3 separate regions of the Homo sapiens genome follow, and regions 2 and 3 are each linked to region 1. A link is a contact called in ENCODE Hi-C or POLR2A ChIA-PET data. All regions are on one chromosome and are shown on one strand. The core of a region is the stretch at or near the end of the contact, and the rest is flanking DNA. Distances in the headings are between cores, read along the strand shown. Region 1 holds the start of HDAC6 (histone deacetylase 6). Region 2 holds the start of GPKOW (G-patch domain and KOW motifs). Region 3 holds the start of CCDC22 (CCC complex scaffolding subunit CCDC22).

Region 1 (2,700 bases), core at 106-2,605:
GGACTGCTTATCTCTCCGGTCCCAGCTTATAGCCCGGTAGGAAATGGTGGAGAATGAGACAGGGAGATTAGGAGGACAAACCGGCCTCCTGCAGAGCTGACATTTAGACATGGAGTGGGAGTTGCGGGGGAGAGGGGGTGCCTAGGGACAGCTCCCCAGACGCACACACACTTTCTATTACTGCTTGGGAGCAGTGGTTACCCGTTGGAGGGGGCAGATAGGGAGAGCTGCTGCCCATGAGAACTCCCATCCTCAAGGCCATTCTGGCCCTGGGCACTATTATTATCACAACTTTCCAGATGAGGAAACGGAGCACAGAACTGTTCAGCAACTTGCCCAAAGTCACATGGTTAAGTCCCGTAACCTCAGTTTCCTTATCTGCAAAGCAGCCTTAATAATGGGAACTACCTCATAGAATTGTGGTTTACAACGATGCCTGTCACATAATACTTGCTATCATTACCATTCCCTGCCCCCACTAAGACTCCTTCCACTCAGAATATTGCGGCAGAATATTAATAGCTAATATTCGGCCAGTGTTTCCTGTGTACCACCATAGTGAATATTAACTCGGAAAATCCTCACATTTAGCATCGTCACCACGCCTATTTTGGCCGCCACCACCAACGTCCAGTGGCAACCTCGCTCTCGGCCCAGCCACAACCAGCCCGCCCGCGCTACGTCATCACGGCGCGTCGCGCGGGAAGTCGCGGGGAAAAGGTAAGATGCCCCTTCCTAATTCCCTCGCTTCCTTGCTTGCTCTCCAGACACCGCCGACCCGAAGGGCTCCTAAGTGACTGGACAGGGACGGAGGGGCGGCGGCTATGGCATCCGGGACGACAGCGACGATAGCCGAGGCAAGAAAAAGCTTGCACCGCAGCCCTGTCGGGAACCGCCGGCGCCTGCCTTTTACGTAGGCGCAGCACAGCTGGCGTAGCACGCCGACGCACCGCCCCGTCGCCTGTGAGCTCGCGGTGTGGCTCAGCCCAGCTGGCGTAGCACGCCGACGCACCGCCCCGCCGCTTGTGAGCTCGCGAGAGGTGTGGCTCGCGCGAGGGGCGCGGCCTTGAGGCACGGTCCCCTCTGGAGGCGGGATCTGGGCGGGCAGTCGAGAGACGAGGCCCAATGGAAAAGAAAAGCCTGAGCGCTCGCGTCCCCACAGGTCGCCAGAAACTTGGTGGAGCGAGCCAAGGGCGGAGTTTGAGAAAGGGGCTGCGTCCAATGAGTGGAGCGGTGAGTACAGCGCGTCGACGGCGGAGGCGGGAAGGGGGCGGAGGCCGACCGAAGGCGGCTAGGGACTGGCTGAAGAGGGTTAGCGAAACGTTAGCGGTCGGGTCTGGGCAGGGGGTGGAGCTGGTTGAAGGAACGGGGCAGTCCCCTGAGGAGCGGGGCTGGTTGAAACGCTAGGGGCGGGATCTGGCGGAGTGGAAGGTACCGGTCCGGCCCGATAAGGGGTGGAGTTAAGTGAATCGTTAAGGGTGGAGTCGAAACCGGGGTCGGGGCCGGGGCCGGCTGAGTGAAAGGGTGGGTGATTATCCCGGGAGATAGGCCGAAAGGGCAGGTTCGTGAAGGAATGGGGTCTGGGCTGGGCTTAGAGGGTCTGGGAATGGGGCTTAGGAGAGTAGAAGGGGCGGTGATTGGTTGGAAAGGGCAGGCCCTAAGACGGACTGTGTGAGCCCGGGGGCTCATTGCTCCGTGAAAGGGCAAGACCAGGGAAAGAGAATCGTGTAAAAGGGGTGGAGTCTAGCGGGCCGGGCGGGGCCGGGTAGAATGGCCACCTGAGTGGAGGGAGAAGGCCTGAGAGAGGCGGAGTTTGGAAGGCTGTGGAGAATCAGATCGCGTAAGGAATGGAATCTAATAGAGGGGGCGGAGCCTGGAAAAGGGCAGAGAGGTGGGGTCCTCAGGGCACACTAGCCCCCTCACATACCCACGCTCCTCCCCCCACCCCCAGAACCGCGGCAGGGGCCAAGCCTCCTCAACTATGACCTCAACCGGCCAGGATTCCACCACAACCAGGCAGCGAAGAAGTAGGCAGAACCCCCAGTCGCCCCCTCAGGACTCCAGTGTCACTTCGGTGAGGCCCTAGACCCGCCCTGATGAGGGGGAGAGGGAGCAAGTTGGTCATGCCCTGGACTCTGACCCTTCTCTCTGATTCACAGAAGCGAAATATTAAAAAGGGAGCCGTTCCCCGCTCTATCCCCAATCTAGCGGAGGTAAAGAAGAAAGGCAAAATGAAGAAGCTCGGCCAAGCAATGGAAGAAGACCTAATCGTGGGACTGCAAGGGATGGTGAGCAGGGCCTGGCTGCAGTTTAGCCTCGTATGACAATCAAAACCCAAAGGTTCCCCACCCTGGACAGTTCCCTCTGACTCAGGGCCTAAAATGGATCTGTGTCTCCTTTTTTTTTTCCTCTGCAGGATCTGAACCTTGAGGCTGAAGCACTGGCTGGCACTGGCTTGGTGTTGGATGAGCAGTTAAATGAATTCCATTGCCTCTGGGATGACAGGTGAGGCTGGGTCCTCCAGGCTGTCTCCAAACCACAAAAATACACACACTTAGAGCCCATTAGCAAGAATAAATCTTTTCTTACCCCAGCCTGGATACTGGAAGCAGATGATTTGGGGAGGTAGGGCTCACACTTGAAAGGGTTCTTTTATGTAGCTAACAAACATTTATTGAGTGCCTATTGTGTGCCAAGAGT
Region 2 (2,700 bases), core at 124-2,623, 320 kb after region 1:
AGGCTGGGGCAGGAGGGGGACAAGGGGCCAGCTCACTGTCTCTGCCCGGGGTTCGCTGTCTGCCCCTTCCCCGCTGGGGGTGCATCCTTTCTGGATCATGGGGATAGCGAGCGTGGGGTCGACACCCGCATTCTCTCTCTCTTCCAGAGACTTCTTGGATTCTAAAGGAAGAATAGGAGGGAGCAATGAAGTCCCACTCTATCCTTCCACCTTCTTCCTCTTCTTCCTTCAATGGGGAAGGGTAAAGGGGTATCACTCACCCGCAATGAGCTCCTTCACAGCCTGGGACACCACCCCATCCGCCAAGGCCCCAGTATCTGTGGATGGCCCAGGGGGCCGGGCTGGTGGCTGCCTGCGATGGCCATTCTGGATCAAAGGGATGACGAGTTCCTTGGGGGCCTCCTGGGGCTTCACACTGATGTGGACACAGAGGGGTGGGGTTGGGAGAATGGCAGGGTCAGTGGGTCACACTCCTTCATTCAGAGAAAACACAAGAGCCAAACTCACCCCAGCCCCACAGACCATGTCTTCCCTACTCCATGTCTGGATCTCCTGTTCCTCTCTGATCGTGCATTCTCTGGATTATCTCCCCAGTGCCCCCAACTCATAAATGTCAGTGCCTTCGAGAAATAAGTCCTGCACTCTCTGTTTAACTCAATACCGGCTTCTACAATGGCCCACAAATCACTATCTTCAGCCCAGACCTTCCCCAGCTCCAGGTTCCCAAACAGCTTCCTAGATGCCTGATTCTCTTCTGGAAATCCCTCCCTCAGACCCCTCAGACACTCCTCTCCTCATTAAGCTGATGGTGGCCTCCATCAACCTGAATCTGCCGCTCCATCCCGTTCCCCATATCGGGGACGCCTCAGCCCTTCAGTTGAGACACTAGCAGGTCCTGTCATTTTCTCATTCTTTCCTTCTCCCAGAACGCACAGACCTTAGTGTCTTCAAGTCCTAAAGACACTTCTTCTCAGTAATACATCCTCTCTTCGCAATTCCCACAGCTATCAGGCCCAATTTCCTCACCCCCTCCTATAAACTCCCGCCTTCTGGCCTCCACGAATTTACTCAGGCTGTGCTTCAGGCTTAACAGGTCACTGTCACCAAGACAAACAACTGAGATTCCTCCCTCCCGCTTACGCCCACCGCAGAGATTTCCAAGGGGTGAAAGACCCGGCGCGTCACCTCTGCAGCTCCCTCCCTTCCACGGTTTTCAAGAAATCCTTCTCCTCCGGAGATGGCCCCGCGCCGTCTCCCGAGTCGGCCAGCCGCCTCCGTGCGGACGTGCGAGTGAAGCCGAATGAAATTGGGGCAGTGGAAGCAGCCGTCAGCGGCAAAACACCCTCTTTGGAGTCAGCCATCTTGCTCCTTTTCCCAGGCCGGCGCGCTGCTTGCTGGGAAATTTAGTTTGGGTTCAGATCGCTAGGGGCCGGCCAAAGTGCGTAAAAACTACCTTCCCATCAACCACTGTGGCACCGGCGGGAGGGGGCGGTAAGGGGCCGTGGGAAGTAATTGTCGCTCTTTCAAACGTGGTGGGAGCGCGTCGCGCCAAGCGCCCAGGGAAATGTAGTTTTTTTTTTGTTTGTTTTGTTTTGTTTTTTAAGATGGAGTCTCGCTCTGTTTCACAGGCTGGAGTGCAGTGGCGTGATCTCGGCTCACTGCAACCTCCGCCTCCCAGGTTCAAGCGATTCTCCTGCCTCAGCCTCCCGAGTAGCTGAGACTAAAGGCATGCGCCACCACGCCTGGCTAATTTTTGTATTTTTAGTAGAGACGGGGTTTCACCGTGTTAGCCAGGATGGTCTCGATTTCCTGACCTCGTGATTCTCCTGCCTCGGCCTCCCACAGTGCTGGGATTACAGGTGTGAGCCACCACGCCTGGCTGGAAATGTAGTTTTTAGCGGGGTAGGCATGGTGGAAGGTGGATTCATTCTTGCCAGACATTAATCTTCCTTCGTGTAGGCGTTTGACAAGTATTTATGGAGCGCCTAATGTGTGCCCTACTTATGTGGGAAGTGTTGATGAAGTAAATCATTTAGAAATAATCAGCTGGGTGTGGTGGCGCGCACCTGTAGTTCCATTTACTCCGCAGGCTGAGGCAGGAGGATGGCCTGAGGCCTGGGAATTCGAGGCTGCACTTAGCTCTTATCGCACCACTGCATTCCAGCCTGGGTGACAGAGCGAGACCCCATCTCTAAAAAAGAAAAAGGTCGGGGGTGGGGGGGATGGAGCGTCAGTTGTGTACAATAATAAATAATAGACATAAAATAAATAATAGACATAAAAAACCCCGTCTCTACTGAAAATACAAAAATTAGAGGGGTGTGGTGGCTCATGCCTGTAATCCCAGCATTTTGGGAGGCCGAGGCTGGTGGATCACCTGAGGTCAGGACTTTGAGACCAGCCTGACTCATATGGTGAAACCCTGTCTCTACTAAAAATACAAAAATTAGCCGGGCGTGGTGGTGGCGCCTGTATCCCCAGCTACTTGGGAGGCTGAGACAGGAGGATTGCTTGAATCCGGGAGACAGAGTTTGCAGTGAGCCGAGATCCTGCCACTGCACTCCAGCCTGGGCGACAGAGCGAGACTCCGTCTTAAAAAAGAAAAAAGAAAGAAAGAAAGAAATAGTGCCTATTGGCCAGGCTCATACCCGTAATCCCAGCACTTTAGGAGGCCGAGGCGGGCGGATCACTTGAGGCCAG
Region 3 (2,700 bases), core at 151-2,650, 430 kb after region 1:
GGTGGGGTCCACACCGGGGGGCAGCGTGTATTTCCGGGTGAAGCATCGGGAGATGTAGCCATGCTCGTCCTGCCGCTCCTCGTGCTTGCTGGTGATCTCCACCATGCCATCCTTGGTCTTGACCGTCAGCTCGTCGGAGGCGAAGTAGTTGATGTCCAGGGATACGCGCCAGCGGTCCGCTGTGGGCCGATTCTCCGAGACCCCGCCGCTGAGCTGCCGGCTGAGCGCGTAGCTGTAGGCGGGCGCGGCCACCGCGGGGCTCTCGACCGCGGCGGGGGCAGGGGACGCACGTAGCGGGGCCAGCAGCTGGTGCCCAACCACTGCGACCAGCCCGAAGGCCTGGTCAAAGAGGCGACTGTGCGGGTACCAGTCGCGGAAGGGGTCCCAGCTGGGGTCCCGCAGGAGCGAGAAGGGGACGCGGCGCTCGGTCATGCTGGCTGGCTCTGCTGGGGACGTCTGCTTGGACAAGTGTCAATTTTTTTTTTTTTTTTAAGAGATGGTGTATTGCTGTATTGCCCATGCCGGTCTCAAACTCCTGACCTCAAGCGATCCTCCCGCCTTGGCCTCCAAAACTGCTGGGATTGCAGGTGCGCGTCGGCTGTTCAAGAAATGGTTACATAGATTTCTTTTGCTTTATTTATTTATTTAGAGACGGAGTCTCGCTCTGTTGCCCAGGCTGGAGTGTAATGGCGCAATCTCAGCTCACTGCCACCTTCGCTTCCCCAGTTCAAGTGATTCTCCTGCCTAAGCCTCCCGAGTAGCTGGGACTACAGGCATGTGCCACCATGCCTGGCTAATTTTTCTCATTTTAGTAGAGAGGGGGTTTCACCATGTTGGCCAGGCTGGTCTCGAACTCCTGACCTCAGGTGATCCACCCGACTCGGCCTCCCAAAGTGCTGGGATTACAGGCGTGAGCCACTGCACCCAGCCGGTTACATAGATATTTGCTGTGTAATTATTCTTTGGAGTGTACAAATGTGTATCATATTAAAGCATTTATTGAATGCATGGACACTAGTAACTATAACTTACATAGTGCTTTCTTATCTTATGTGTCAGGCACATAGTACAACGTGCTTTATATAAATTAATTCTGTTTTAATCCTAAAAAGCAGGTACTGTCAATAGTCCCATTTTACAGATGAGGAGACTAAGACACAGGGAAGTAGTCGCTTTGTGTTAAAATTCTGCCCTTAATGTGTACACTTTTATAGCCTAGAAGATGAATGCCGCCTTAAACGAATGAGTCAGGAAGCCCCTTTCTGTCCGGCCCCTCCACTCCCCACCACACGGGTTGTTCCTTTTTCCCTTGGAAGAGCCCACTGGACTGCAGGTGGAAGAACTACAGTTCCCAGCAGCTATTGCAAGCTCAACCTCCGTGCACACTCACCCCAGGCCTCACATCCGGCATGCGCCGTGCTCGCTCACAGAACTACACTTTCCAACTCTCCCCACACGACCCGTGACACTCTGTGGACCGCGAGCACGGAGCAGGGTTTCTACAGCTGCTCCCCACTTTCTCGGACCCGGTCCTGGACCCAGCCCCCGACTCCGACACGGCTCCACCATGGAGGAGGCGGACCGAATCCTCATCCATTCGCTGCGCCAGGCCGGCACGTAAGGACAGAGCCCCCGCCCACCCCCGAAGCCCACATCCGGGACTCTAAAGCCCAGGACCCCGTTTCCCGGGAACCTTAAAACCCGGGATCCTGACATTCAGGGCTCCAACTCCAGGATCCTAAGACCCTCACCCCCTTACACACACACACACACACACACACACACACACACACACGCACACACACACCGCCCTCCCTGACACCGACATCAGAGGCCTCCCAAATCCTTTAACCATGATATTTGGTACACCCAAAGCTCTGGGACCCAGACACCTTGAGACGTTACAACCTTGAAACCTCAAGACCCGGAACCCTGTAATCTGGGGAATCTTAACATCAGTTCCCTGAGACCCTGTTATCTGGAGACCCTAAGACACCTGTGCCCTAAGAACCAGGGAGCGTAAAACCCCAGGACCCTGGCACTCGGGGACTCCAAAAAATCCCTGGACCAGATACTTGGGATCCTTCAAACTCCAGTTCCCCAAACACCTGGGGCTTAAAAAAACCCAGGATTCTTTTTTTTTTTTTTCCTTTTCCGAGATGGAGTCTCGCTCTGTCGCCTAGGCTGGAGTGCAGTGGGGTGATCTCAGCTCACTGCAGCCTCCGCCTCCCAGGTTCAAGTGATTCTCCTGCCTCAGCCTCCCAAGTAGCTGGTATTACAGCCGTGCGCCACCTTGCCCGGCTAATTTTTGTATTTTTAGCAGAGACAGGGTTTCACCATGTTGGTCAGGCTGGTCTCCAACTCCTGACCTCAAGTGATCTGCCCGCCTCCGCCTCCCAAAGTGCTGGGATTACAGGTGTGAGCCACCACGCCCAGCCAAAAAAACCCAGAATTCTAAAATCTGACATCAGCATTTGGTCACCCTGACGCACGAAGACTCCTCCGTTCAGAGGCCCTAAAAACCCAGGATGCCAACATCTAGGGAGTCTGATTTTTGTATTGCTTGAAACTAGGTGGTCTTGATATTCAGGGATCTTGATACCCAGGGACCCTGACATTTGGAACTTCTGAAAACAGCAGCCTCCTAAAATCTAGTCTTCTCAAAACTCTAGCAGCTCAATATGTATGCAAAGAACATAC

Evidence for each region. Hi-C counts contacts between places; a loop is a spot of excess contacts on that map. ChIA-PET counts read pairs that join two places held with the same protein, here RNA polymerase II (POLR2A). Pooled maps may share reads with other maps.
Region 2: a loop to region 1 is called in a map of endothelial cell of umbilical vein, with 24 times the contacts of the local background. The contact joins the promoter of GPKOW here to the promoter of HDAC6 in region 1. A Hi-C loop is called at or near these places in 3 of 168 maps with a recorded cell type or tissue (endothelial cell of umbilical vein, gastrocnemius medialis and naive thymus-derived CD4-positive, alpha-beta T cell), 4 of 37 single-sample maps with no recorded cell type and 16 of 50 pooled maps.
Region 3: a loop to region 1 is called in a map with no recorded cell type, with 12 times the contacts of the local background. The contact joins the promoter of CCDC22 here to the promoter of HDAC6 in region 1. A Hi-C loop is called at or near these places in 2 of 37 single-sample maps with no recorded cell type and 7 of 50 pooled maps. POLR2A ChIA-PET finds 5 or more read pairs at or near these places in 2 of 52 experiments (AG04450 and PC-3).

The regions. Positions count from the first base shown.
Region 1 is chrX:48,800,712-48,803,411 of GRCh38, forward strand. HDAC6 (histone deacetylase 6) reads left to right here and starts at 1,356. Exons shown (of 29, transcript NM_006044.4): 1 at 1,356-1,431; 2 at 1,952-2,074; 3 at 2,160-2,288; 4 at 2,417-2,505. The coding sequence starts at 1,982. RefSeq lists a cis regulatory region at 1-207 and enhancers at 1-546, 668-937, 784-1,297, 1,928-2,007.
Region 2 is chrX:49,122,362-49,125,061 of GRCh38, forward strand. It overlaps GPKOW (G-patch domain and KOW motifs), which reads right to left and starts at 1,374. Exons shown (of 11, transcript NM_015698.6): 1 at 1,186-1,374; 2 at 261-415; 3 at 37-161. The coding sequence starts at 1,361. RefSeq lists enhancers at 1,044-1,697, 1,698-2,351.
Region 3 is chrX:49,234,070-49,236,769 of GRCh38, forward strand. It overlaps CCDC22 (CCC complex scaffolding subunit CCDC22), which reads left to right and starts at 1,401. Exons shown (of 17, transcript NM_014008.5): 1 at 1,401-1,617. The coding sequence starts at 1,568. It also overlaps the pseudogene HSPB1P2.